Linked DNA regions of Mus musculus: regions 2 and 3 are each linked to region 1. The links are chromatin loops, found by intact Hi-C in ENCODE. Cell type or tissue: heart. All regions are shown on one strand. Each heading gives the region's core, and the rest is flanking DNA. Links, peaks and the distances in the headings are about the cores only. Region 1 holds the start of Blvra (biliverdin reductase A). Region 2 holds the start of 1810024B03Rik (RIKEN cDNA 1810024B03 gene). Region 3 holds the start of Itpripl1 (inositol 1,4,5-triphosphate receptor interacting protein-like 1).

Region 1 (9,997 bases), core at 4,156-9,155:
ACCACACATCTGTCTAGGCATCACACGAAAGGCTTAGTACCGCACATCTGTCTAGGCATCACACGAAAGGCTCAGTACCGCACATCTGTCTAGACATCTTTTTCTTGTGATTTGAGACAAAGTTTCTCTGTGTAACCTTGGCTGTCCTGTAACTCAGAGGTCTGCCTGCTTCTGAGCTGGGATTAAAGGTATGTACTACCACTGTCCAGCTGAAATAAGTCTTTAAAAATTCATTCTTTGATACTTTTCAGTGAATGACTTATCTTTACATCTATTTTATATACTCGTAACATGGAACAATGCAAAACTGTCTCATGTGAAAAGGGCTGCTATTTGATTTTTACCAATGAAGACCAGGGAGCCGGATCAAAGAGGCAGAGAAAGCACCCAGCTGACCTTCCTCCTCAGCCCAGAAGCAATGCCTTTTCCTCATGCCTTCTCAAAACAAAACAAACAAAACAAACAAACAAACAAACAAACCCGTCAGGGGGCTGGAGAGATGGTTCAGCGGTTAAGAGCACTGACTGCTCTTTCAGAGGTCCTGAGTTCAATTCCTAACAATCACATGGTAGCTCACAACCATCTGTAATGGTATCTGATGTCTGAAGAGAGTCACTGTATATTCACATGCATAAAATAGATCTTCTCTAAAAATATTGATTTAAAAAACCCATCAAACCATCTACTTCCTGTGTGTCTCTCTCACCACCCTCCTAACTCCCTCTTACTCTCTATGGTTTTTTCTAAATAAATTCTATGTTCCTGTACTACAGCGCAATTATGATAAAAACTGCATGGTACTGGTATAGCGACAGACAAGTAGACCATATGGAATAGAATTGAAGACCCAGAAATGAACCCACACACCTATGGTCACTTGATCTTTGACAAGGGAGCTAAAACCATCCAGTGGAAAAAAGACAGCATTTCAACAAATGGTGCTGGCACAACTGGTGGTTATCATGTAGAAGAATGCGAATTGATCCATTCCTATTTCCTTGTACTAAGGTCAAATCTAAGTGGATTAAGGAACTCCACATAAAACCAGAGACACTGAAACTTATAGAGGAGAAAGTAGGGGAAAGCCTCAAAGATATGGGCACAGGGGGAAAATTCCTGAATAGAATTGTGCTGTAAGATCAAGAATCGACAAATGGGACCTCATAAAATTGCAAAGCTTCTGCAAGGCAAAAGACACTGTCAATAAGACAAAAAGGCCACCAACAGATTAGGAAAGGATCTTTGCCAATCCTAAATCAGATAGGGGACTAATATCCAATATATATAAAGAACTCAAGAAGGTGGACTCCAGAAAATCAAATAACCCCATTAAAAAATGGGGCTCAGAGCTAAACAAAGAATTCTCACCTGTGGAATACTGAATGGCTGAGAAGCACCTGAAAAAATGTTCAGCATCCTTAATCATCAGGGAAATGCAAATCAAAACAACCCTGAGATTCCACCTCACACCAGTAAGAATGGCTAAGATCAAAAATTCAGGTGACAGCAGATGCTGGCGAGGATTTGGAGAAAGAGGAACACTCCTCCATTGTTGGAATTGCAAGCTTGTACAACCACTCTGGAAATCAGTTTGATTTTTGGTGGTTCCTCAGAAAATTGGACATAGTACTACCGGAGGATCCTGCAATACCTCTCCTGGGCATATATCCAGAAGATGTTCCAACTGGTAAGAAGGACACATGCTCCACTATGTTCACAGCCTCCTTATTTATAATAGCCAGAAGCTGGAAAGAACCCAGATGCCCCTCAACAGAGGAATGGATACAGAAAATGTGGTACATTTATACAATGGAGTACTACTCAGCTATTAAAAAGAATGAATTTATGAAATTCCTAGGCAAATGGTGGACCTGGAGGGTATCATCCTGAGTGAGGTAAGCCAATCACAAAAGAACTCACATGATATGTACTCACTGATAAGTGGATATTAGCCCAGAAACTTAGAATACCCAAGATACAAGATACAATTTGCAAAACACATGAAACTCAAGAAGAACGAAGACCAAAGTGTGGACACTTTGCCCCTTCTTAGAATTGGGAACAAAAACACCCATGGAAGGAGTTACAGAGACAAAGTTTGGAGCTGAGATGAAAGGATGGACCATCTAGAGACTGCCACACCCGGGGATCCATCCCATAATCAGCCTCCAAACCCTGACACCATTGCATACGCCAGCAAGATTTTGCTGAAAGGACCACCCTGATATAGCTGTCTCTTGTGAGGCTATGCTGGCGCCTGGCAAACACAGAAGTGGATGCTCACAGTCAGGTATTGGATGGAGCACAGGGCCCCCAATGGAGGAGCTAGAGAAAGTACCCAAGGAGCTGAAGGGGTTTGCAACCCTATAGGTGGAACAACAATATGAACTAACCAGTACCCCGGAGCTCGTGTCTCTAGCTGCATATGTATCAGAAGATGGCCTAGTCGGCCATCATTGGGAAGAGAAGCCCCTTGGTCTTGCAAACTTTATATGCCCCAGTACAGGGGACACTAGGGCCAAGAAGTGGGAGTGGGTGGGTAGGGGAGGGGGGGATGGGGGACTTTTGGGGATAGCATTGGAAATGTAAATGAAGAAAATACCTAATTAAAAAAAATTCTATGTTCACTTCCTGTCACTTGACTGATTTTATTTAATCTTGTTTACAATATTTATGAAGAAAGTTCTTGGACTAAAGGTGTGTGCTAAGGCTGAACCACACACAACTAGAGACAGGTTTTTGCAGTAAATAACACACTCTCTCTGGGTTTACAGTGTGATCAAATATCCTGCAGCAGGACAGATACTCTGCTTAGATGGCTCCTCTAGAGTTGACATGCTGTTTTGTAATTCTCTTGACTCGATTGCAAGTGTTTGGCTTGGTCTGGTTAACTGAGAGTTCTTAGCATCTCTTCTGTTCCTAGGAGGACAGATAGGTACATGCAAACTTGGCTGAGGCTCAACTAGTCAAAGCCAAGAAACTACTTGCCTCTGGGGCCTAAGTGCGAAATACAAAACAGACATAATGCCTTCACTCTTACCTCAGCCATCCAACTGGCCAGCAATAGCTACCACTCCCCAGTCTTCCATACCAGCTCCTCTCACCTCCCCAGTCTTCCATACCAGCCTCTCTTATCTGATTCAGGGTTCATTTGTTCTTTCCATCTTCATTTCAAAGGGTCTACCTTCTACAGTGGAGTTGAAGGATGGAATCGTGTCATTTCCAGGTAAGTGGATGGAAAAGAAGATCCTCATGTTACATAAGAAATAAGACTTAAATCTTTCACCTTTTCTCTTCTATGTATAATTTAGATTTATCTATATGTACATCTACTAAATGAGGTGATATGTATAAGTTACTCAGTAGAGAGCTCTTGGTGCGGCCTCAAGAAATTTAGCAGGAATGTGACATTGGGCGAGGTTAAGGAAGTAGGCTAAAGATCTTGACCATCTTGATAAGTCCCTGAATATCACAGACAGGGAAAAAATAAACCCGCTTCAGCCTCAGCAGTGACTCGAGTCATGTTACGGTGTTGTCTGTCTTTTTCTTTTCAATCCTCATCCCCTCCCTGGCGACCCCACTGACTGACTGAGCTGGCTCGGTTATTACCCTTACCGAATAATGGATATCTCAATATATATTTAAACTGTACTTATCATAGCTTAAAATAGAGAGCATATCCATATTTAACGAAAAAAATTTTTTCATTCAACTCAATTTTAAAGCTTATTTGAATGAAATCCAGACATTCTGGGGTCCCATTCATGTTCTTATTTTATTTTATTGTATTTGTTTTGTGAAACAGGATTTCTCTGTATAGCCCTGACTATCCTGGAACTTGCTTTGTAGTTCAGGCTGGCCCCAATCTGCCTACCTCTCCCCCTCGAGTGCTGGGATTCAAGGTGTGCTTCACTGTGCCTGGCCCCCCATCCAAGTTCTTAGGCTTGTTCCAGGTCATGATCTCACTTCCCTATGCTACAACTACTTGGTCTGATAATTACAGGAAACCATGAGCCATTTGAACCAATCAGAACCTGCTGATCATACCAAGCAATTTTTCAAAAACAAGAGACCAAAAGAATCAAAACTTTTAAACAAGCAAAATATCTTTGGGTCTAACTTTTGCTTCTAACATTAAAAATCGTAATTATTACATTTTTATAGAGATCTCCAGTTAAGACCTGGAGAGATTGATCAGCAGTTAAAGGATATGCTAACATCCAAAACTCTAAGATCTACAGGTAACATGTTTTCATTAATAACAGCAGCCACACAACATGGTTCTGGACAGATGGCTCATCAGTTAAGAGCATTTGCTGTTCTTGCATAGGGTCAGAATTCAGTTCCCAGCTCCCATGTAAGGTGACTCACAGATGTCTGTAACTCCAACTACAGGGGATTTGTCACCTTGTATTGTCATCCTCAGGCATGTACATACATAAACACACACACACACACATACACACAAATAATGTTTTTTAAATTTTTTATTTACATTGGTGTTCTGCCTCCATGTATATCTGTGTGAGGGTGTCATGTCCCCTGGAACTGGAATTACAGACAGTCGTGAACTGACATGTGAGTGCTGAGATTTGAACCTGGGTCCTTTGGAAAAGCAGCCAGTCCTCTTAACTGCTGAGCCATCTCTCCAGCCTTAATATTATACACTTTACAAAGCAAACAGATATCAAATGCTTAGCCTATCTTTGAGAACCTCCAGACTGCAGGGACACAGAGACTGGCTCCTTTGGTAATGGTGTTTGGCCAACTAAGAATCACTGAATAGTGAAGAAAGGAAGACAGGATTACTTATGCCTCACCTGCACAGCTCTCCTAACAGTTCATCACCAAAGCTGCATTTGGCCACAGTTGCTACAGCCCTGAAGGAGGCATGGAAGGGCTCAGGCTCCTCTGCCATACCCCAGCCTTGCTCTGAGACCCCCTACACCTTCCAAGCACCTTCCAAGCACCGTCCATGCACCGCGGAGACAGCAGTCTGCTGATGTTCACTCCCGGTTGCCACCCTTCTCTCATGGATATCCTCAACTCTGCCCATTTTTCTACAATGCAGGCCAACAACAGTTCTTTCCTTTTATTCCGTTTTTCAGGATTTGTGTGTGAATTTTGTTTCTGAGGAAGGATTTCACTTTGTAGCCCAGGGAGGCACGAAACACACTCTGTGGCCTAGGCTGACCTCACACTCTCAGCAACTCTTCTGCCTCAACCTTGATTTATAACAAAACCTATGAAGTAAAACATAATAGCTATACAGATGTATATAATTTATATACATCAAAATAGCAACAATACTTGTCTCTGAGTACTAAGTTTCAGCAAAATTTGTTCCTTAGTTCTAAAAGTTCAAGTATAGTTAGCCACACATATTTCTCAGTTTTCTAGCCATCAAGAAGGCCCTTGACAATACTTTGTCTACCACGTGGCTTCAATATGTGCTACTCTGCAATGCAGAATGGAAGAAAGGGATCTGAATATTTATTAATACAACCTATTACAATAAAAATGAACTCTAGTTCAGTAAGAACTCAAATTATTCAGTAAGAACAATTTAAGAAATTCTTGGAAGTAATATAGAAACTTCATTAATTATGGGGGGAACTTTCCAGTGCTATAGTGTTTGCTTTGTGCATTGTGAGTGCTAATATTTATAAAATCTTAGGTTGAACATTCTGTGGCCTTACATAGCTATAGCTATCCTACCGAGCAAGCATGCTCTTTATCCCCACTTGTACAAATGAGGACACTGATACACCAAGAGGTTAGCTAGTATACCCCAAACCCATAACAGCTGTAAGATGCAAAACTGGAATTATGTAATGTTAAATAGAAAAATATCTGGATCCAAAACTGCACATAATGGGTTTCTCTGTATAGCCCTGGCTGTCCTGGAACTCACTCTGTAGATCAGCTTGGCCTTAACTCAGAGATCTGCCTGCCTCTGCCTCCCAAGTGCTAAAGACTAAAGGTGTGCGCCACCACCGCTGGCCTTTTAATTTCTGTTTTTAGTAGGACCTAAACTCAGCCTTATCTCTGAGTTCTTCAGATAAGCAAGCGACTTAAAATTCAACCCTCACAGGGTCTTCCAACACTCTTTCTTTCAGTTTTCAAAGAATAAAGTACAGCTAGGAGAGATTATAAAAGACACACCTGGCGCAAACTCTCAACCTCCAGAGTTCAAAGTCATCATTCTGGATATGACACTGTCAAACCGGGGGTAGGGGTGGGGGTGGGGGGCTCAGTCCCCCAGTCAGTGCACGATACACCTACCAGCCTCATCTAGGTAAGGCCGGAAACCATCAGCACTTTTAAACGAGATGGAGATTTAATTTCTTTACCATCTTTACTCGGGAATGCCGCTTCCTGAGAGGAGGCCCCCCCCCCCCCCGGTCCGGCCTGCGAAGGGCTCCGCAAAGAGAAGCTGGCGGCCAGGGCGCTCCGGGGTCCCGAAAGGATGGCGGGCACGCGGCCCCTATCGGCCTTGGCCTCCCGTCTCAGGGTCGTGCGCTCAGCCCCGCGCCCCTCCCGGCCAGAGCTCACCTTACCAGCGGCTCACGAGCTTCCGCTTCAGCGCGCCCAAATTGCAGCGTCCCAGCAGCTACAGACAGAGCGCTGCTAGGATTCGATTGGCTGTCCAGATGGTAGGCGGAGCCTTGACCGAGCAATTCCCGTGAGTCCCGCGGCCCATGCTGCTGAATGGGGAAAATTACGAGCTGCTGTGTTTTTGCACTTGTTTGGTGTGGTGTCGCTACTTTGTCAGCTCCCTTCGCGCCAAATGCAACTAGGGCTTTTTTTTTTTCCTGGGTATATTCGGGACCTTGTTTAGTTTTGCGGCTCAAACATAATTGATCTGACACAAAAACTTGTTCCTGTAAGGAGCGAGGATTCCAGAAAACCAGTGTTTGTAATTCCCTGTCTTCAGGGCTAGGAAACAGCATTTTCCCAGGAACAGCCTGGTCTCACCCTGGGAATGGCGAAAGAGTAGACGCACTGAGGGGAGAATCAGAGTGCTGTGCGAGGAAAGTGTACCAAGGGTAAGGGAGAAGAGGGAGGCATCTGAAGGACGCTTTGACCTGTAGGGCTGGAGTCTGTTCCAAGTCCACTGACATTTACCCTTTTTTATCCCTTGACAAAACTGATGAAACTAACAGGGTTGGTGGCGACGAAAAATCATCTTTGTTTCTCGTGAGATAAATGTCCTCACTCCAGACAAGGCATGGAGCACAATTACAAGCCTAACTTGGAGTCAGACCACTTCTTAACGTTTCCATCATCTGCCATCTGAGAAGTCAGAACTGACCCCTTCCTGATCACCCTGTAATCTTCCACCCATACAGCAGCCAGAGTGACCTTAAACATAATAGCAATTAGTTGGGTATGGTAGTGCATACCCTGTGGGCTGGGCAGCTCACGTCTTCCGTGAGTGACCAGGGGCTGGAGAAATAGCTCAGTGGTTAAGAGCTCTTGTTGTGCTGTAGAACCTGCAGAGCACCTGGGTTCAATTTCCTGCACTCACACGGCAGCTCACAACCATTTGTTCTTTAACTCTAGTTCCAGGGGAACCGATGGCTCTTCTGACCTCTGCTAGCACCAAGCACCTATGTATGAATAAGCCATATTTTTAAAAGTTAAAAACTAATAAGATAGTGAGGAAGAAACCTGATGTTGATCTCTGGCCTCTGAAACATGAACATTTACATGATTATATGTACAGCCACACAAACATGTGCATATAACACACATGCAAAAACAAACATACAGACTGAGCAAGTTGTATTTATATATTTAGAAACCTATCTATATACTGATTAAATAATTTTCATCTACTTAAATTATAAAGAACATACAGACCCCAAAAAGCACAGATGTTTTTATTATACATTCAATTAAAAAATTTCAATTTACACAGTCCAGTGCCAAAACAAAGTAAAAAAAAAATGCATCATTTATTACGTTGCTATTCACTTGCATTGTTCTCTCCTAAAGTTCTGACATAAGAAAACAGCTCAAAGACACATGAATAGGGTCAGTGCACTTCTTATGGCTTACCATGTGACAATGATCATGTTTAGCCATAGAAAATAAAAGAACCTACAGTTAAATGAAAATAAAATACTGTACTTTTATAAGTCAATTTGGAAGAGCTTAGCACGTCAGCCAACACTCCCCTGCAGAGCACATGCTGCGCTGGGCACACCTGTACACTGGCTCTCAGATGGCTCAGCTCCTCCCACAGCTTCTCTGTAGGGAAGGGTAAGACAGGCTCCTCTCATACCCTGAGTGGCCGCTCTTCTGCTGAGCGCCTGGGTGACTGCTAGGAGCCTGGCCACCTCCTTTCCGCTGCTCTCATGCTCTTCCTGTCCTCCTTTATCTGTCCCCAGCCTGGCTCTGCTGCCCTCCATTCTTGGTAATGGTGCCCGGCACACAGCACACAGCCATTCTTCCCCTAAGCGCTACCCTCATTGGCTGATTATAAAGTAAAGAGACTAGGTGTTATGGATGGCCCCACGCAAGAACTAGACCTAAAATTCTCCCTATTTTGTGATCAAAAAGGTTGACGATGCCTGATTCAGAATATAATGCAGTGAGTTTAGATAGAATATGTACTGGTCCAAAGTTTTAAAATATCTACTCTTTTCTATTATTATTAGTTTATTAAAATCATAAACATTGTAAACATTGTATTAAACATTTCTGTAGAAACCCTGTTACTCTACATTTTATTTAATGAGTTCAGAAAGAACAAAAGTGACACTATGTTCTCTTTGGCAGATCTGAAGTCATGCCTCAACCCCAAACCTACTGTTTACACATGCGCTGTTAGACAGGCCAGTAGAGTCCTCTCATAACCATCCCTTATAACAAAGCAGAAGAAAGCAAAAACCATGATCCTTCGGACAGATGTCACTGTGATTTTATATACCTTACTCTCCCTGCTCCACAACTGACCAAACTCAGTGACCACAGAAACGCCTGAAAAAATACACAAAGGAGCCCGTCCTACACCACATGGCCGCACTGCTTGATAAAGTCAGGGCGAGCCTGGGTAAGGAGCAGGGAAGGCTGGGAATGGCAACATAAAGAGGAAGAGCAAGCTAATGGAGCAGCTGCTTCCAAACCCTCTATCCCGACAGTGCCGAGGCTGCTGATGCATCCAGTCTTCCTTCTTCTGAAGGGAGAAACCCAAAGTGCAGGACATTCCGTCACCCTCCTCTCTCAGCAAGGCTTAACTGCATGTATTTAAGAGCGACGTTAACAAAATGCTACATTTATGAATGACTATCTTAAAAGTTAACTTAAAAAATACAAAAAATATAACTTTTTGTCTTGTTCTAACTATGGATGACAGCTCTGTAGAATCTTTTTTTTTTTTTTTTTTGAGACAGGGTTTCTCTGTGTAGCCCTGACTGTCCTAGAACTCACTCTGTAGACCAGGCTGGCCTCGAACTCAGAAATCCGCCTGCCTCTGCCTCCCGAGTGCTGGGATTAAAGGCGTGCATCACCACCACCACCACCACCTGGCCTCCTCCTCAGCATCTTTACAGCAAGTATTGGTGAGATAACGTAAAACCAGAGTGCCTGACCACTAAGAATAACTTAAGTTGTATTACCTGAATAGTTTCAATGGTGAAGTACCAAAAAGGGTAAAATAAATATTTCCCACAGCACCATTAGTTTTTATAAAATACTATTTCAGTTAATATACAATCTCAAGATTCTGGCCCATCACACACACAAGGCATAATCTCTTCTTTTACTAATAGAGGGCCTAGAAGCATAAATATAACATTTAAATGATATATTTTGCCGAAGTATTTGTAGGATATATTTACATAGTCACTACTCAGTAACATCCACTTAATACTAGTAGATTTAAGGACCAGAAAAAAAATAATCAATTGGCCATTTATACTATGATCACAAATTTTAACTGCAAAAAGGGTCTAATAGCAAACAGATATACTTTATGGTCAAATTACTG
Region 2 (9,997 bases), core at 3,314-8,313, 140 kb before region 1:
GAAAGGAAGAGAAAAGAAAAACTCTACCAATTAACTATTCTGTAGGAAGTAGCATTTTGTTTTACTAAAACAGAAACCGAGGCAAAATGACCTGCCTAAGATACAGGCTCAAACTCAAGATTCCTTGGCTCTCAGTTCAGTGCTCACCCTGACTCCAGTAACATCTTATCTTCCAGGACATTTCAGGACTGGTACTTTCTTTTTCAGAACACAAACTCACTCACTGAAAACTCTAAAGTAACCAACTTTAAAAATGACAGGCTGGAGAGATGGCTCAGCTGTTAAAAGAACTGACGGCTCCTTTGAAGGTCCCGAGTTCAAATCCCAGCAACCACACAGTGGCTCACAACCATCCATAATGAGATCTGATGCCCTCTTCTGGTGTGTCTGAAGACAGCTACAGTGTACTTATTTACAATAATAAATAAATCTTTGAGCAGGAGAGAGCAAAGGTCCTAAATTCAATTCCCAGCAACCACACAAAGGCTCACAACCATCTGTACAGCTACAGTGTTCTCATACATAAAATAAATAAATCTGAAAAAAAAATGACTTAAGAGACATGTAGAGAATTTCACTATGTAGCCTAGCTGGCCTCAACCTCTTGACTGTTGGGAATGTAGGCACTGTGTTACCATTCCTGGTTCAACTTTCCTTTTTCAATTGTCCCACTATTCATATTTAGTTATAATCTAGAAGTGGCAAGCTTTAACCCCAGGAGCTGCTACAACAGCTAAATAGCCAAGTACAATTACATCCATACTCTTAGGTGAATATGCATTCTTAAACTAGCAATTAGCCCACAACTCGAAAGCCGTGAATTACTATACTATGGTTAAAACACTCCAGCAGGACACAACGTCACTGAAGATGTGCTTTATCTTTTTTCTTTATTGATTAAATGGGTTCTGACAATTTCATGCACGCACACAATGCATACCAAGCTCTCTCTCTCTTTTTTTTTAAAGATTTATTTATTTATTATATTTAAGTACACTGTAGCTGTCTTCAGACACTCCAGAAGAGGGCATCACATTTAGTTACAGATGGTTGTGAGCCACCATGTGGTTGCTGGGATTTGAACTCTGGACCTTCGGAAGAGCAGTCGGCGCTCTTAACCACAGAGCCATCTCGCCAGCCCCCATACCAAGCTCTCTTACTGCAGCTCCCCACACCTCACGGAGCCTCCTCTTCCCTACACATCTGTTTCTCACACTCATGCCTCCTTGTGTTATTTGTGACCCACTGAATTTAACCATCAGAGACCAGAAGGCTTAGAAGTGGTTACAGGACTGAAGATAATGACCCCCTTTCCATAATCTATCAATAACCAATAGTTAGGTAGCAGGGAGAAGACTCCTCCCCAATCTCTGACTGGGTGTTGACAGGGCCAGTCTTGGACAGGCCCACAGTAAGTAAGTGCAGCTGCTTGAGTTCATGATTGCAATAACTGCACTGTGCCCACAGGATGGCATTTCTCAGTCCTCCTTCCTACTTTCATTGGTCTATCTGGTTTATTATAAACTGTCAGTGTACACCTACTAGTTTAGATTAGCTTCTAAAAGAACCTAACGTGAACCACAATAACTTCTTAAGCAGAATGACACAAAATTTGTAAGTATACCACAAAACACTGTAAAACGCATTTAGCTAGGAATTTCAGTTTATGAGAAGAGCTCCCACTACCTTGGTAACATCACACAACAGAAGGGATCCATTTAAAGCCACTCACCTCCTCATCAGACTCAAACTGCACGTTCACACCATAAGTCTCATCAATGTTGTCATCTGAGGAGATGTGGGATTACAAAGAGAGGGCAGTGGTTAGTGTGGAGACACTCAAGCCCATTTCCTCAGCTGCCTGGCTTGCTTACTCTCAGGCCAGAACACACAGACTTAACCAACACGAAAACAAGCACCAAGGCCTCTCAAGCCTGCCAACCTGGATTCTACCCTGCTCTGCTTCTTCAGCTCCTAAGCCCTCCCTGCTCTCTCTCACTGTCTACACAATAGGTCTCAATTTAAAAATGGCTGCCAGGGTGGCAGAGATAGTTCAGCTACTAAAGGATAAGGCTCACAACCAAACATCAAGAGATAACTCTCCACTTTATTCTTCTTAGGTGGGTTTTGCTTAGGAACCCTGCAGCTGGAACTTGCTATGCAAACCAGGCTGACTTGTTGGGATAAGCCTGTGCCAAAAGGCCTGCAGATCACCATTCTCTTTAAGCAACACAACATAAGCTATGGAAACAATGCTATTCTAAAATTTTAACAAAGATGCTGAGTATTCAACAGAAAGGCCAACAACCACAAAACATGGTCTGGACACAAAGAGCTCAGGTACCCATATTCTGTATCTCCTTGTCGCCACCGTAGTCTGTGATCTTCTTGCCCAGGTTTACCAGCACATGGTATCTGGTATCATCTGTCTGACCCAGCAGCAGGTCAATCTCCCGTCTTCTCTCCTTGTCTCGAAGCTTTTCATTCTTCAGCACAGCCAGGACTTCATCAGCTGCTCCACAAAGAATATCTCGAGGCTGAGAATACAAACAACGTACAACAATAATATGTAGAAGGGCACTGACCAGCTTTGTGACAATATAAAGTAAAGAAGCATGCATCTTCAAAACTACACAAGCTGGAGATGTGGCTCACAAGTTAGGACTGCGTTGCTTTTGCTCTTGGGTTCAATTCACAGCACCCACATGATGGCTCAAAAGAAAAATCACAACTCAAATTCCAGGAGATCTGAAACCTCTTTTGCTAAGGGTACTGGGGCTATATGGTGTATATACATACAAAGCAAACAAGAAAATATGCAGCATCCTGGGCTTTGAACACTCGTTAACAGGACACAGTGGCACAAGTCTGCAATCCTAGCACATGGGAAGCAGCAACAAAACCAAAGTTCAAGGTCATGCTTAAATACATAGTGAGTATGATGTCAGCTTGAGCTGCAGGAGACCTCATCTCACACCAACAAACAAAAGCAACCTTCAAGCCTAGAGGGAGCTGTTGAGGACTTAACACAGTGTTGCCTCATGTGCTTAAAACTAGTGAGCTCCTGGAGACAGCCCGAGCGCTTGGGCGTGGGGGCATAGGTGGTCTTCAGAAGCAGAAGACAACTTGCACAACAGCTTGCCACATGTCTCTAGGTGAAAGAGGCACTCAGCAGCCTGCCTCTGACCTGGAACATGTTCACTACTTCTCTGCTCGAATGGTACTGCCCTCCCCATCCTACTGGGAAAATCCAGAGGTAAGACTGGCTCACCTGATCTCCCAGCGCAGCCTGGATGAAGCTGAGCAGCACCTCGTAGGTCTCTCGGGTCTCCTTCGTCTTAGGCTTGTAGATGATGCCCACCATCTCATCAATGCCCTCAGACAGCAGCGTGTAGCCTTTCATCTTGTTCATGTCATGCCGGTCCTCATCACGTTTTCTCCTCCTAAAGGACATACAACATGATGCTGAATGGAAGAACTGGCCATTCCTAAGCCAAGCTTACCCTTTCTATACGTCTAATATGTGAAGGCAGGAACATGAATCAAAATGATTAACTCCTACCAGACCTTAGTGATTTGAAGAAGCACTTCTTTATGGGACAGATTTATAGAAAGAAAATGTGCCATCTTCTGATATGCTGTTACAATGAGATACAGTCTCCATTATCTTAAAATGTACATCTTTTTATATCCATATGAGATTTTATAATATGATTTAGACTTTTTTTTTAACCTTAGATGCATCCATCACTTTTTAGGAGTGAGAGAAACTAGGCTCCAGTGGAATTTACTCTTAATGACTCCCAATAAACAACTAGAAAAGACGTCAGACTCTGAAAACTGAAGGACCAAGGAACAATAATTAAGCTCTTCTAAAACATAAGCACTCAAATCAAACAGGGCCTGGGGATTGTTAAGACTCCATAGTAAGAGAGAGGAGAGGGCTGGAGAGATGGCCCAGCGGTTAAGAGCACTAACTGTTCTTCCAGAGGTCCTGAGCTCAACTCTTAGCAAACACGTGGTAGCTCACAACCATCTGTAATGGGATTCGATGACCTCTTCTGAGGTGCCTTCTTCATGTCTGAAGGCAGCTACAGTCTGAAGATGAGCTATAGTGTACTCATATACATAAAATAAATATTTTTTAAAAGGGGAGAGAGAGAGGGACGGAGGGGAAAGAAAACACAATTTTCCGGGAGGTGGTGGCACAGGACTTTTAATTCCAATCCCAGTGCTCAGGAAACAGAGGCTGGTGGATCTCTGAGTTTAAGGCCAGCCTGGTCTACAGAGCAAGATACTCTGTTCTGAAGAAAGAAAAGAAGAGAAAAGAAAAGAGAAGAAGAGAAAAGAAAAGCAAGGCAGGCAAAATAAAGTAAGTAGTATTTAACTTTTGAAATGAACCCACCAACATGAAAAGACAACAGAAATCATCAGGAAGTGCTGGGCAACAAAAGGAGAGAAGGGTTGGGGAGAGAAGCTTGTAACAACATGGTGGAGGTGAATTACAGAGAGGAGATTAACTCAAGTCCTGAAAACAGTCGGGGATGGGGCTGGAGAGAAGAGTCGAGTTGTTCACCCCAGTACTGCTTTCCAAGAGGACCCAAGTTCAGTTCTTAGCCCCACACTGGGTAACTCAAAACCTCCTGTAACTCTAGCTCCAGGGACTCTCAAACCCTCTCTGGCCTCCACACAGGCATCTGCATACGTGTGCACAAACCCACACGAACATACACATGCACGTAATTAAAAATAAAACAGATCTTTTAAAAAGATAACCGGAAGAAAATTAACATCTATGAATCAGAAACGAGTCAGTAAAAGGTATCAATAGATTTTGTTCCACTTCATTACACCTAAATCCAAAGAAGCTCTAAACCTTGGTTGTTGTGCACACACCACTCATCTTCCATATAAACTTGAGTAAAACTACTGCTCTAATGCTAAAGATGGGCTTTACATTAGATGGAAAAATAGCATCCAGCATCCCCTTAGTACTTACTTGGCCCGTCTTTCTTCCTGCATCTGTGGTTTGGTCCGTTGAGCCTTATCTCCCATTCGGGTTCCCTCCAACTTCCCAACCAGGGACAGAACCTCTCCCGTCGGTTCATCCCGGCGGGTCCGGTCAATGAGAGAGCGGTCAGCTTGGAGCACAAGATTTGAGTTCTGAAAAGATCATACTTTATCAAAACTTTGATATGTATAGTTTTGAATCCTGTTATTACAGTGACAGCAGATGATGGGAAAACAGTGGAATAAAAAAAAAATCATGCTCTTAAGAAGAAATAACATAGCATTACACGATGCGCGAGCACTATTGCTGTCTGAGAAGGTGAACGACCAGCGCTCCTAAGAGCATCCACAACAGCCCACATTTGGGTAAAATGTTGGGCACATTGCGGGTAAAGAGAAGAAGGTGCGAGTTTAGCGCTGAGGGGGCTGGGGAAAACCCAACTCCTAAATTCTCAAGCGCCCCAAATTCCACGGGGTTTTTCCTTCGTGTTTTAATCCATCCTTCACCCAGCTCTGATCTCCCGCTCAAGTGTCCGTGGCTGTCCACGACCTCCCCTGTCTGCACCGGTCCTTCGAGACCACACGCACCGCCTTGTACTCGTACTGCAAACTGCGGGCAGTCACATCCGCCATGGCTGCTGATGCTCCGGGAACTCAGGGTTCCACTCTTCTTCACGCTCCGAACCGCTTCAGCGAACCGCCCTGGCACAACAGGTACAACGCAGGACGAACGTAAGGGACGGAGAAAAGAAACGGACTTGCTTCCGCTTCCGGGACGCCCGCTAAACGTGAGACTTTCCGGTTACTAACCACTGCTTCTGGGCGGGGTTTGCGGAGATGTACAGTAGTACATCCGGGTCAAGGATTCCATTGACCGACGAGACACACGCGCGTGCAAATTGTGGTTCCAGGCATCTCTACCTGCGACAGAGCCAAGGCCCAACCCCTAAGCGTATGTTGAAAGTCCCTTTCTGTAATTCTTTTGGTTTCTCATACCAGCCATCCTGTGAGGCAGGCAGACATGCAGGCAAACGGAAACTAAGGGATAAGGAAGCTGAAGGTTCAAGCAAGTTAGCAAGACAGGCATGGTGGCGCATTCCTTTAATCCCAGCACTCGGGAGGCAGAGGTAGTGGATTTCTGAGTTCGAGGCCAGCCTGGTCTACAAAGTGAGTTCCAGGACAGCCAGAGCTACACAGAGAAACCTTGTCTCGAAAAACAAAACAAAACAAACAAAAAACCAAAACAACAACAAAAAGACAAAAAAAAAAAAAAAAAAAAAAAAAGCAAGTTAGCATGTACCTAGTTCTAGTAACCGACTGGATTTCTACCCCAAACCCCTTTCCGCAAGACTCTCCCCTGTGTCAGCTGACTGACGGTAGAGGAAGAACTATTTGTGCCCAATCTTTTGTCACAGCCTGTCAGGACTTTAGGTGTGCGGATTACAGCATATGTATAACTTTGTCCTCCTCAATGTGACACGAATGTTTTACTAAAGAAATATATGAAAAATAAATAATATGTATGGAATTACTATTCAGTTTTATTCAGCAGTAGTGGTACCTTTTATGTAAAGGTGGTATTTAGTCTTTTCATAATTCTCTACACAACACTGAAAGCAAAACAGTGAGTTCTGCTTTCCCTTGATATTTAATAAGCACGAGTGAACCTTAAGTCTGTGTCCTAATCCACCCAGCCATTTTGCTGGCAATTTTTTTTTATTGTTTGGTTTATCATTTACATTTTATTCTATGTAGATAGGTGTTTGGGCTACATGTATGTTTGTGTATCATTACATGCAGACTTCCACGAAGTCCAAAAGAGGGTGTCAGATCCCCTGAGACTGGAGCTGCAGATAGGTTGTGAGTTGCCATGTGTGTGGAGGGGTTGGAACCCAGGTCTTCTCAAAGAGCAGCCAGTGTTCATAACCATTAAGCCATCTCTCTAGCCCTTATCTGGTTTTTGAGAAAAGATCTCCTGGAGTCCAGGCAGGCTTCAAACTTGCTATCCAGAGACTTCTCTTGCACTCTTGATCCCCCTGCCTCCAACTCATAAACACCGTGGCTGCAGCTATGGATGGTTGTGACAAGCTGTACCTTATCATATTTAACAGTAAGAGCAGCATAGTAACCCTAGGTTGGACTCATTTACTTTTTTTCTTCTTTATTAGTAGGAAGAAGTTTTATCGTTTAGGGGGTCTAAGAATTTGCATTTCAAATATAGTTACCTTCCCAAATGGAGTTCCACTTGGAAGATATAAAATAAGCCCTTGTCAATTTTTTTTTTTTTTTTTTTGGTTTTTCGAGACAGGGTTTCTCTGTGTAGCCTTGGCTGTCCTGGAACTCACTTTGTAGACCAGGCTGGCCTCGAACTCAGAAATCTGCCTGCCTCTGCCTCCCAAGTGCTGGGATTAAAGGTGTGCGCCACCACGCCCAGTGCCCTTGTCAATTTAAAAACTGAATGTTATACTGAAAATAAGAGAATTATTTTATGAAAGTGTTGACAGTCTTGAATAACTTTAAAAATTATAATTTTTTTCTATTTATTTATTTATTCTACGTAACTGCAAACATCGCTCTCTTCAGACACACCAGAAGGGGGCACCAGATCCTATTACAGATGGTTGTGAGCTACTATGTGGTTGCTGGGAATTGAACTCAGGACCTCTGGAAGAGCAGTCAGTGATCTTAACCATTGAGCCACCTCTTTATCCCCTTTGGATAATATTTTTAAAATATATTTTTTAAAATATTTATTTATTTATTTATTATATGTAAATACACTGTAGCTGTCTTCAGACACTCCAGAAGAGGGCGTCAGATCTCATTACAGATGGTTGTGAGCCACCATGTGGTTGCTGGGATTTGAACTCCAGACCTTTGGAAGAGCAGTCGGGTGCTCTTACCCACTGAGCCATCTCACCAGCCTCTATTTTTAAAATATTTACTTGTATTTTCTGTTGTGTGGGGAGGTCACAAAGGGGCACCAGGGCCCCTGTAACTAGAGTTATAGTTGTCAACTGCCATGTGGGTGCTGGGAATTGGGCCTAGGTACTCTGCAGGAGCGACAAATGCTCGTAACAGCAGAGCCATCTTTCCAGCCCTATTTTTTTTTTCATTATTTAAGGTTGGAGAGTTAGTTTAAGGAAAAACATGTAGATAAGCAAGTAACTACAACAAAAGCATGGTGAGAGATAATATCTTCCTCATATGTAGTTTCACTAAAATTAAGATTACTGTTATTTAAATTTAATGGGTGTATATATGTATGATTTGTGCAAGACAGGGTGACTTGTGTGGTGGGGTGCAAGTGCCACGGTGTACGTGTAGTGATCAGAGGACAACTCTATGAAATCAGTTCTCCCGTTTCATTTTTCTGTGGCCTCTGATGCAGTGAGCACCTTTAGATTTCTTATCATTTAGGAAACACACGAAGGAAAACTCCAGGTAACTTAGACAATTTAAAAATATATATATAAATCTAAAAGGGTTTTAGAGGTATGGGAAGAGAGAGGTATAAATATTGTGAGGATGGTTTGAGTTCTGTGTGTATGGTGTTCACTCACCACTGTGATAGAAGATGAGATTTACTCAGCTCTCCTGGAGTCCATTTGAGTGTGTCCTCAGAAGTGGGTAAAAGTTTGAGTTGAGAAATATAAATCTAAGATTTAGCTCTTGAAGTTTTGCAGAACAAGTGGTTAGAAGTACCTGAAGGAGTCCTTTCCATCCAGGCGGAAGGGACTCTGATGTGGTGTCATTTGTAATTTGATGAGGTTATCAGTGTCCACTCTTGCTCACTAGTTACCTGTCTTCTGGGAAGCCACTGGAGGGAATCTAGAATGAGCCTTGAGTTCTCTTACATATAACTTTTTTTTATCTTTAAAAGTTACATTTTCAGCTGGGTGGTGGTGGGACAGGCCTTTAATCCCAGCATTTGAGATGAAGAGGGGAAGGGAAGGGGGTGCTTATTCTGCTGCTTCTCCCTGGAAATCCAGCAGATGGCGCTCTGATTTCAGTCTTTCAATTTTCTTTGCTTCTGCAATCCTTTTCCTCTCTATGTACTTGATGTTCTGAGTTCTCATCAGCTTAGCTGCTCAGCTGTTACTTCTTCCTTGCTCTCTTTAAAAATACGAACTCCATCCTGGATTTTGGCCGGAGTCACTTTAATGTAGAATTCTTCTGAAATTTTTTCAAGAGCCTTCTTCCAGAGAATTGTGAAGAAATCTTGTTTTTTATGATGGTCATTTGCTCGAAGTTTGTAATCTTTCTTTTTTTCCAGAACCCAGGTGTTTTCAAAAGCCAGGCTGGCTTCGTTCTCTTGTGTTCTCGCTGCCGGGTCTTGGCAACCTTGGGAAAAGCCACCGATATGCCTACTGAGGTCTAGGAAATGCTCAGCAAATTCCACCACCGCAACCACACTACCTAACCTGCTGCATCCGACCCATGGCCATATTTTCATTGCTTTAAAGAAGCTTTTATTCTTGGATTTGGTACGCGATTAAAAATATTTCTAATGCTATTTTGTAGATCTTCTCTCGGGATTTCTTCTGAGGAAATGGCTGGTGTTTCCTTGATGAAGGCACATTCACGTTTCCTAGTACTTACATGATTTTGGGACTCTGTGTCTTCCAATATACATAACTAATTAGTTAGGTCCTATACCATTTTGTAGATGTGACTCAGATAAATAGAATTCTGAAGAAAATCTGCCATTTAACTTTTGGGTTCTCCATCAATTCAAATGGAAGTTGTGGAGTAGCCAAAATATATATAGGGCAACTATAAGATTCAGGGTGTTAGTGGAAAAACTTCATACTGTGTGTGGAACTGGACACCTCTAGGAAAACTTATTTAGTATAAGAAACACCATATCACATCCACCAGATATGATCGTGAGGGTCATTTGTTTAAAGAATGTACTGAAATAGGAAAAGGGAGATATGGCTAGCATCCTCCTCATCTAAACCTCTGGTTTGGCCAACAAAATGAG
Region 3 (9,997 bases), core at 1,754-6,753, 69 kb before region 1:
AGATACCTGATTTGGGGAAGTGACGTCTATAGTGGGGTATGCATATACCTGTGCATGTGTGTGTAGTATTGCATGTGTATGCTCGGACCTGCCTCCTGTGCACCTGGGTGCAAAATCATCGTCTTTAGAGATCTCTACTTTGAGACAAGGTCTCTTAATAAAACCTTATACCAGTCACTTAAGCTCAGTGGCTCTGTCTAGCTCCATTTTTTAAACTTTGGATTAGAGGTGGATGTCTGGGGACCCAAACTCACATTATCGTGCTTGGGCAACAGGCTCTGTACCCAAATGAGTCATCTTCCCATCGAGTGAGGCTTATTAGTGGTGCCTAAAAACATCTCATTTCCTTTTTCACCTTGCATAGAGCCAGAGGGAAGTGAGAATGGCTTTTCCCAGTCCTTAATTTCTTTCTCACCTTCCCACCCAAATTCTCAATAAGCACACATTGCCCTGGTAAAAGAAACTTGGTGGGAGTGGCAGCAGGCACTTCAGCCTTGTGCCACGGAATGAAGCAGAATAGCTGTGAGCGCGTGGCCACAGATGCTCTGCTGTCCCTTCAAACCCTAGGGGGGACGACTAGAAACAAAAAGGTGTGAGGCCTTAGGGAGGGAGGGCCCCATAGGGAGGAAGGGCCCCATAGGGAGGGAGGGCCCCAGCTCTGGAAGAGTCCCTGCCTTGGGCCCCGCCTCTTGGCTTCGAGCAAGGGGTGGGGTTTGTCGGGGCGGAACCCCTGAGGCGGGAACCGCTGTGGATTGCTGGAGTCCGCCGGGACCAGCACCGCGTGGTAGTCGCTGCAGTCCGCTGCCCGCAGACTTTGGACCTCGGAGACATGGTCTGTACCCAGAAAGAGCTCGTCAGGTGGACTCTCTCAGTTTGTGTGGAGTATGAACTGGGAGCATCGCGTACGCCCGGAAGAAGGCGAGGGCGGCCAGGTCGCGCTGTCTCTTTAAGAACGCTCTCCTGCTAACTGAGACCGTGAGTAACTGAGCCCCTAGTTCCAGGAGAAACCCTTAAATTTGGGTATTTTATTGGGTCAGGAGAGATGGGTGAGTTTGGGGGAAGTTACTAAGGGTAGAGGGGGGCCTTCACTTTGAAGCAGGGCCGGTGGCTCGGGTATTTTGAACATGGAGGGGGCAGTTGGGCTTAATTCCAAAGCGAGGAGTGCCCCTCACCTGAACTCGATGGCCATGGTGCACTGCCTTTCATGACTCAAGAAGCCCCATAGCTGGTGAATTACTGGGGTGAAGGCCGGAAGCTTCAGGTTTCAGTGGTTGGGCAATGGGGCCAGGGAATCTCTGCTACTGTCTGTCAGTTGGGTCTTGGCCCCTGAATTCTGCAGGCACTTTCCTGGACTGAGAAGTGCAGCTGGACTGATGGCCATATGCTAGCCTGCCTCAGAACCTCATCACTGTAATACTAAGGAGTTGGCAGCACAGTGCCAAGTCTGGCACCTGCAGGGCAGAGTGGTGAGGTTAAGTGGTCTAATGACACAAGGTAGGGTTGTGAAGTCACAGAGGAAGTGGGATGCTGCAGCTAGGGACTGAAGCTGGCTACCCAAGGATGGGGAAGACATTGCCCGAACAAGATTCTGTGTTTTCTGCCTGTGGAAGGGAGCCTCTGGGACTGGCAGGGCATATCTGGGGCCCGAGGTGGACCGATGAGTCGGGTGAGGCCACCCCACTGTAAGGGTCCCCCTTCCCATCTTATACTGGAATAAAAACAGTCTCATGTCCCCTAAACACCACCCACGGTATGTGGAAGGAAAGAGGTTGACTCAGGGTACATCCTATGGTCTCCACTTCCTTTCCCCAAGGCGGACCGTTCTTGCTAACTCCCACCCTAGCTCTATGCACTTTCTGTTCCTCCTGAGTAGTTGGCATCCAGGATTTGAGGTACCAGGGCTCTGGGGACTCTGTGCTGGAGAACAGATGTGCCCCGGAAATCACCACTGATCCCCACCCTCCTACTCCTCCAGATGCAGAGGCCTCCATGGCTGTGATAAGCCTCATGTTCTTGGCAGTGATGTATGTTGTTCACCACCCCCTGATGGTCAGTGACCGCATGGACCTGGACACGCTAGCTAGGAGTCGGCAGCTGGAGAAGCGAATGAGCGAGGAGATGCGGCAGTTAGAGATGGAGTTTGAAGAGAGGAGCCGAGCCGCTGAGCAGAAGCAGAAAGTGGAGAACTTCTGGAGAGGGGATACATCCAGTGACCAGTTAGTGCTGGGGAAGAAGGACATGGGATGGCCCTTCCAGGCCGGTGGCCAAGATGGGGGGCCTCTGGGCTGGATACTGGGAAACCTGTGGAATGCAGGCCTCTTTTGCCTTTTTCTCATCTTTGAGCTCCTACGACAGAGCATGCAGCACGAGCCAGCCTTTGAGTCCAGCAGCGAGGAGGAAGAGGAAGAGATCCGTGTCGTGCCCGTCTCCTCTTACACCCGGCTCTCTGATTTTCCCTCCCAGGAAGCCCTGGAAGCCTTTTACAAACATTATATCCAAAATGCCATCCGTGACCTGCCCTGCACCTGTGAGTTTGTGGAGAGCTTTGTGGATGATCTCATTGAGGCCTGCCGGGTGCTCAGCCGCCGGGAGGCTCACCCACAGTTGGAGGACTGCCTGGGCTTTGGGGCTGCCTTTGAGAAGTGGGGAACCCTCCACGAGACCCAGAATTTCGATGTCCTGGTGCCCATTGTCCCTCCCCAGGGCACTATGTTTATCTTGGAGATGAGAGATCCGGCTCTGGGCCGTCGTTGTGGCTGTGTGAAGGTGGACTCTGAGTGCATGTGCAAGCATGAGAAGCTCTTGGGGGATGTGTTGTGCCTGGTGCACCACAGGGACCACTCAGCCATGTTGAGCAAGTGTACTAGCTCCATCAAGGCAGCTCTCTGCACCAGCTCGCACCTGGACGTGTGTAAGACCGTGCAGTGGTTCCGAAACATGGTGAGCAATGCCTGGGCACTAGTGGCCCACAAATACGACTTTAAGCTCACTTTCCCACCGTCCACCACCTCCTGCAAGCTCAGGTTGGGTTACCGCTCAGGCCGCTCTCTGTCCATCAGTTTGGTTCTAGGGGTGCAACGGGAAGATACCTTGGTCTACCTGGTGAGTCAGGCCCCCGAGCAAGAACAGCTCACCAGTGTGGATTGGCCTGAGTCCTTTGCAGCTTGTGAACACTTGTTTCTGAAGCTGGTGGGGCGCTTTGCCCCTGAGAACACCTGCCACCTCAAGTGCCTGCAGATCGTTTTGAGTCTTCAGGACCATCAGATCTTACCCCCGGGAGCATCTCGCCCCATTCTCACCTCCTACCACTTCAAGACAGCCCTCATGCACTTGTTGCTACGACTGCCTCTGACAGACTGGCAGCACAGTATGCTCTCTCTGCGCCTCCAGGACCTCCTCTGGTTCTTAGGCCGAGGCCTCCAGCAAAGGTCTCTCCATCATTTCCTCATTGGTAACACCTACCTGCCCCTGACCATACCCATTCCTAAGGCATTTCGGAATGCTGAGCCTGTCAATCTTTTCCAGCACCTGGTACTAAACCCAGTGGCACACTCGCAGGCAGTGGAGGAATTCCACAACCTTTTGGCCCAGGTGAAAACTCTACCTTGCTCCCCAGTGGCTGGAGGACTTTAATGGAAAGACCATTAAAATATATACATGTAGATAGGTATTGCTGATTCCTCAGGCTGCAAATGTGACTGACCTTCGCCTTGCCCGTGGGAAGAAGGCTGCAGCCAGTGGAGCCTGATCTGGGAGAGCTGGGGGTGGCTGAGGGCTTATCTCCTGACTTAATTTCAGTCATGACCTAAAGAAAGTAAAAGTGCGTGAAAACAAATGTTATGGGAGGGGATTGCCGCTGTGGCACTGAGATCCTGTTGAACTGCATTTTGTATCAACCCTGGAAGCCAAAGCTCCAGCGATCCCTCCGTGCTAGCTCAGTTCTTTCTGTGACTGGCTCCGTGTTCCCTGTGAAACAGCTTGTGTTGCACTGTTAGCGTAATTCCCACCCAAACTGATGCCTCCCACCTTTCTCCCTTGAAGCGACAGCCACAGTTTATACTTCAAGATGTAAGTTTTCATGACTGGTTTGAAAGCACAACCAAGATGTTTCTTTTCTTTTCTTTCTTTCTTTCTTTCTTTTTTTTTTTTTTTTTTTTTTTTTTTTTGAGACAGGGTTTCTCTGTGTAGCCCTGACTGTCCTAGAACTCACTCCATAGACCAGGCTGGCTTTGAACTTATAGAGATCCACTTGCCTCTGCCTCCCAAGTGCTGGGAGTGTATGCTGCCACTGTCAGACAAAGATGTATTTGTAGTTCATGTGTATGAGTGTTTTGTCTGCATTCTAATCTATGCATCATACGCATGTAATACCTGCAGAGGACAGGAGAGGGCATTAGTTCCCCTGGACCTGGAGTTAAAGATGGTTGTGAGCTGCTGTGTGGGTGCTAGGAATTTAGCTTGGATCCTCTGGAAGAGCAGCCAGTGCTCTTTAACCACTGAGCCAACTTTCCAGCCCCATTCTTTTCTTTTTCTTCATTGGCACACAAATTTATAGCTGTTTTTGTGTGTCTGAGTACTCAAATATTTGTTAGTTTTGATTCATTATGAGTTAGTGGTGACTCATCCCATTTTAAGAAAATGTGTTTCCTAGACTTAGTGAAACCAGCGACACCTGATGACCCTCCTCGTTCCTGGAAGCGCTATTAGAAAGCTCTTCCTGGTGATGATTTTCTGGGGGCTCTACGATGGACAATCTGTTTCCTAGAGAGTGGCCTGTTTGTTACATGGAAAGGCTGAGCTGCCGCTCACTGTGCGTTCCTCTGGTGATGGCTTTCCATTTTCTTTTCAAAGATGACACAGAGGTTTCTTGAACTTTGTGGTTTTGAAACGAGGAGTCCCCACAATCCAGGCCGGTTGCCAGGCCTGGGCAGGAAGGCCTGTGAAGTAGATCAGTTCCAAGAGCCCTGATTGTAGTCGGTGACTGTCACGTTTTCCTCTTGTTCCAAAACCTGCATCTTGAGTATTAAAAAAATAGTTATGGGTGTGGTTGTTTTTGAAGTATCAAAGCTGTTCTGTACCCAACACTGCCAGGAAATCTGGGAAGGAGACCCTGGCCCTTCGTTTGACTTTCCCTCTGCAGTTGGTGAGGAAGGAGGTATCAGATGCTAGCCTTTGGGGTTTCTGTGGAGGGATCCATACCATAGCCAAAAATAAAAGAATTCTAGAAACGTATGTCAATCTTTGAAATTCTTGCTACACAGAGGTATAGTATTCTCCATGTTACCTGCTTTCCAGGTAAAAGGATGCGGTGATGCCTCTGTGCTGGTGGGAATTCTGTTTTTAAGATGTCTGTAGACTTTTGAGAAAACTATCTGCTTCTATATTAACTCCAATAAAAATGTATGGAGGCTGGTCTCTGTATGAACTGGAATCTGTTCACTAACAACACTGGTACATACCTTTCCCAAGAAGTTCTTGTGACTCTCACAGCTCAGGCTGGTGTATCCTGGTGTTTCTCAATGCACCTTGAACCAGTCTGCCCTGTGGTTTCCAGTGGCATGGCCACTGGCCAGGAGGGAAAAAAAACTCATAAAGTTAAGGAAGGTCTAAGTTATTAATTTCCACGGTGCCTAAACCCAGATTTCAGCTAAATTAAAAGCTCTTAGTAACTACAAACAGCACGCTGTAGGAGTCTGCTGGGGCAGAAAGACGGTGCTGTGATTGCTACGTCTGCAGGGTTGTTTCTCATCTGACAGACAAGAAAGAAAACGTGAAATTATGAGTTGGGGGGAAGGCTACAAAGGGAATAGTCAGCAAAGCTTGGGTGGGGCAGAAGGTACAGGGTGTGTGTGTGTATGTGTCTATGTGGGGGTGGGGGTAGGGGTGGTGAGTAATGGAAAGAACAGATCTGTAGTGTACTGGGGATATTCTTAACAATCAAATGGAGAACCTCTCCAGATAGGATGCTAACCTTGATTCTGATACAGAACCTGGCAAGCCCTCAGGATGCAGCAGCACTTCCAGTAATGTGAATAGAGTCCTCTGAGTGGCGCAGGCACTGCTGTTCTCAGTAGGAATTCACTCCTTCCTTATATGATAGCCCACCACATCGCACAGGCTCTGTATTGTGCATGTGAGAGACTGAGACGCAGAGAGGGTGTGCACGTTCCTGTGGTCGCACACCTAGTGAGTGGCACCTGGAATAACGTACCCGCCTAGCAACCTTCCACTGTGGGCTTTGGAATGAAACAAGATGAACCGGTACAATAGCTCTGAAAAGCAAATGTATTATATTAGTTTTAAGAACAGGGCGGTATGTTATTGTTTGAAAGTTCTAAAATTAATTACTAGTTCATAGCCCAGGATTTAGATGAGGGATTTCTATTTCATACAAGGGGGCAGGGTGGGGGTGGGGGAGAGATAGAGAGAAGAATGTAAAGCAATTTCCTTTTTTATGTCGTTTCTTTTTCTTTTTAGTTTTTGGATACATGGTTTCTCTGTGTAGCTCTGGCTGTACTAGACCAGGCTGGGTTTGAACCCAAAGATCCACCTGCCTCTGCCTCTGCCTCAGGAATGCTGGGATTATCTATCTATATATTTAAATGATCTATTTATTTTTATTTTATGTGCATTGGCATATTGACTCCTCACACAGGTGAGGAGTGCTTGGACTAAAAGCATGCACCACCATAGATAGGGCCAGGATGTTGAAAAGTCATTTTAACAGCAATCCCTTTTGGTCTCAGTAACTTGATGACTTAAATTAGAAACTGTTAGGGCAAAAGCCAGCAAATCTGTAGCGAAAGGTTGCTTGTTTGGCCAAATGGTAACTGTTGTTCCTCACCCAAACTAAGGCTGTTTCTTTTGGATTTTCAGGAAGTAGAATCTGTTGTGCTGTCGGGGTTCTGGCAGCCTATAAGTGGGGGAGGGGCCGAGTACTTCACTTCTGTACAAAGAGAGGAACTGAGCTTCATGTGCCTCTGATGCTACTGATAAATCACTTAATCTTTTGGCACCCTTCATAGCCTTAACTCTGAAACAAAGGAGGCATTCAGAGTAGGACGTGAAAGACCTGCCTGGGCATGCTTGGCCTGTCGACACTGGGTATGGAGCTGGCACAGAGCCAAGCAGTCAGTTTAGGAGGCTCATTATTGCTTCGGCATAGCATAGCCTCCAGCTTCAGCCAGTGGGTCACTTAGCATCTTTCCTTTGTCAGAGGTTCCAAACCAGTTCTTCAGGGGCCTCTAATTCAGAGCCACCCACTACCCCTCCAGTGCTTGTTGCTCTTAGTTTAAACATCTAAGTCTCCAATAAGGAGCCTTCCATGTTTCCAGGAATACTTTCCTGGGAAAATGGTAAGAGCCAAAACCTGACTGGAGCTAACTGGAGGAAGATAAAGATGGAGAGACCCCCCCCCCACACACACACACACAGGGTTTCTCTGTGTAGCCCTGACTGTCCTGGAACTCACTCTGTAGACCAGGCTGACCTTGAACTCAGAAATCCGCCTTCCTCTGCCTGGAGAGACTTCTAAGTGGAAGAGAGCATGCATACAGAAAAATGTGCTAGGAGCAGGTAGGATGAAGACAAGTATGAAAAAAGGTGGATGAAGGAGGGAGGTGCCAAGCTCAAAGCAAGGCTGAAGAACCTGTGTGTGTAAGAGAGAGAGACAGCGAGCACAGGGATGGAATGGGGGGCTGTAAATCATTGTAGGTCCCTTTGGAAGTTCCCAGAACAATGGAATCTTTGAAGGGGTTTTAGACGTCTGGGAAGATGCTGTGGTAAGCAGACAAATGGGAGTGAGGTCAGATTTACACTTGGCAAATGCCACTCTGGGCTCACTGGGAAGGAGATCATAGCTGAGCAAGGTGATGTGGATGAAAAGGTGAGGGACCTGCAGAGATTTTTTTCAGAGGCAAAAAGCTCAGTACCAGATGAGGTGGGGAGTGTCCAGTCCTGGGTGGCTGACAGTAGCATTTAGGAAGGTGAGGGACATTGTGATCTTTTCTCCACATAATCCTATTGTTGTGGGGCGTCTGCCAGAGAGGACTGCTTGGAAGTGGGTTTAAGCCAATAGAAAGTCTTTGTTAGCCGGCTGATGCCTGTACTGAGTGTTCAAGATTTCAGTGTAGCCCTGAGCCTTTCTCATTGTGATTTTTTTTTCTTTCTTTCCTTTTTTTTTTTTTTTTTTTTTTTTTGAGACAGGGTTTCTCTGTATCGCCTGGCTGTCCTGGAACTCACTCTGTAGACCAGGCTGGCCTCGAACTCAGAAATCTGCCTGCCTCTGCCTCCCAAGTGCTGGGATTAAAGGCCCATGCCCAGCTTCATTGTGAACTTTTAAGAACAAAAACCATGTTCTGGGTTGACATACTTCAGTTAACATGAACAGTTAGCCAGAAGTGGGACTACAGAAGCTAAAAAACAAAGTTAGGACATTTAGAGACTTTCCCAGAACTGTGGACTTTGATGGAGTAGGTATTTGGCAGGTGCTCCTATCTAAATGATAAAGTTTAACAGTCCAAACTGTCATGGAGTCAGTTGTGCTAAGGTCTGGGGCCTTATTCTAAACACTCTGCCTCATTCTAAAGTGGTGCAAAAACTAGCTTTAAAGAGTAACTTTTGGACACCATTGCATATACTAGTAAGATTTTGCTGAAAGGACCCTGATATAGCTGTCTCTTGTGAGACTATGCCGGGGCCTAGCAAACACAGAAGTGGATTCTCATAGTCAGCTATTGGATGGATCACAGCGCCCCCAATGGAGGAGCTAGAGAAAGTAACCAAGGAGCTAAAGGGAACTGCAACCCTGTAGGTGCAACAACATTATGAACTAACCAGTACCCCAGAGCTCATGTCTCTAGCTGCATATGTATCAAAAGATGGCCTAGTCGGCCATCACTGGAAAGAGAGGCCCATTGGACTTGCAAACTTTATATGCCCCAGTACAGGGGAACGCCAAGGCCAAAAAGTGGGAGTGGGTGGGTAGGGGAGTGGAGGGGTGGGTATGGGGGACTTTTGGGATAGCATTGGAAATGTAAATGAGGAAAATACCTAATAAAAATTTTTTTAAAAATCCTGAATAATAAAGTAACTGCTGGAATATCACTAAAAAAAAAAAAAAAAAAAAAAAAAAAAAAGAGTAGCTTTTGGGGTTAGAGAGGTAGTTTAGAGTACTCGTTGCTCTTGCAGAGGACCTGAGTTTCATTCTCAGCACCCACATGGTGGCTCACAAACATCTGTCATTCCAGTCCCGGAGGATCTGACACCCTTTTCTGATCTTCTCAGGTACCAGCCATGCATGTGGTAAATATACATACATACACACAGGGAAAACACTCATACACATGAAATGAAATATTTTTTTAAAAAGTAGCTTTCAACAAAAGGCAGAGTTTTGGTCACCATAATGAGGGGTACTGCTGATAGGCAGGCAAATAATGTCAAGGATGCTAAACAGCTACACCCCAGCCTCTTTTTAAAAAAATGATGGTAGGTAAATGATTTCCAAAAAGCTCTTTACAAGAATCTGGACAAAAATTTAGTTTTAAATGTGTGTGCATGCATGTGTATAGATATATGAACACAATGCTCTGGTGCAGATACACATGCCTGCACAATGTTCTGGTATGTCCATGTATAAGTAAGAGCATACACAATGCTCTGGTATGTGTGTGTATAGACATGTACACACACACACATACAGAAAACTCTTTGGAAATGTACACACATATATAAAAACTACTGGGGGTATAAACATAAGTAAACACAATGTTCTAGGGTGTGTGTACACACGCATACACAATGCTCCTGGAAGAGTATACACATGTAAACGCAATGCTCTGGGGCCTGTGTACACATGAGCACACACAATGTCCTTGTGGGTGTATACATACACAATACTCTGGGTGGAGTCTACACGTGCATACACAATGCTCTGCATTCCTTCTTGCCTGCCTGGAACTTCCAATAAGGGCAGCGTTTTCTACCGGCAAAGAAC

Evidence for each region. Peaks named below come from ENCODE experiments on the same cell type or tissue, not always from the same donor. Only the 100,000 strongest peaks of a DNase experiment are listed, where the experiment ranks them.
Region 2: a loop joins it to region 1, with 5 times the contacts of the local background. A loop is called at or near these places in 4 of 42 quality-filtered maps.
Region 3: it touches region 1 in a loop (2.2-fold over the local background); 6 of 42 quality-filtered maps call a loop at or near these places.

The regions. Positions count from the first base shown.
Region 1 is chr2:127,067,289-127,077,285 of GRCm38, reverse strand. It overlaps Ap4e1 (adaptor-related protein complex AP-4, epsilon 1), which reads right to left. Exons shown (of 21, transcript NM_175550.3): 21 at 7,472-9,997. Blvra (biliverdin reductase A) reads right to left here and starts at 6,629. Exons shown (of 8, transcript NM_026678.4): 1 at 6,556-6,629. In heart, for the core only: a CTCF peak has its summit at 6,526; a DNase peak (open chromatin) is centred at 6,625; H3K4me3 peaks cover 1,729 bases; H3K27ac peaks cover 1,633 bases.
Region 2 is chr2:127,204,140-127,214,136 of GRCm38, reverse strand. 1810024B03Rik (RIKEN cDNA 1810024B03 gene) reads left to right here and starts at 5,857. Exons shown (of 2, transcript NM_198630.2): 1 at 5,857-5,962. Snrnp200 (small nuclear ribonucleoprotein 200 (U5)) reads right to left here and starts at 5,751. Exons shown (of 45, transcript NM_177214.5): 1 at 5,599-5,751; 2 at 5,000-5,163; 3 at 3,272-3,443; 4 at 2,345-2,537; 5 at 1,733-1,788. The coding sequence starts at 5,643. In heart, for the core only: a CTCF peak has its summit at 7,597 (motif pointing right); a DNase peak (open chromatin) is centred at 5,836; H3K4me3 peaks cover 2,169 bases; H3K27ac peaks cover 1,325 bases.
Region 3 is chr2:127,134,193-127,144,189 of GRCm38, reverse strand. It overlaps Itpripl1 (inositol 1,4,5-triphosphate receptor interacting protein-like 1), which reads left to right and starts at 733. Exons shown (of 2, transcript NM_001163527.1): 1 at 733-975; 2 at 1,976-5,421. The coding sequence starts at 1,990. The coding sequence ends at 3,633. It overlaps Gm35347 (a long non-coding RNA gene), which reads right to left. Exons shown (of 3, transcript XR_374955.4): 1 at 9,894-9,997; 2 at 5,972-6,272; 3 at 5,447-5,565. In heart, for the core only: CTCF peaks have their summits at 2,037 (motif pointing left), 4,376 (motif pointing right) and 6,034; DNase peaks (open chromatin) are centred at 1,949, 4,919 and 5,969; H3K4me3 peaks cover 465 bases; H3K27me3 peaks cover 1,319 bases.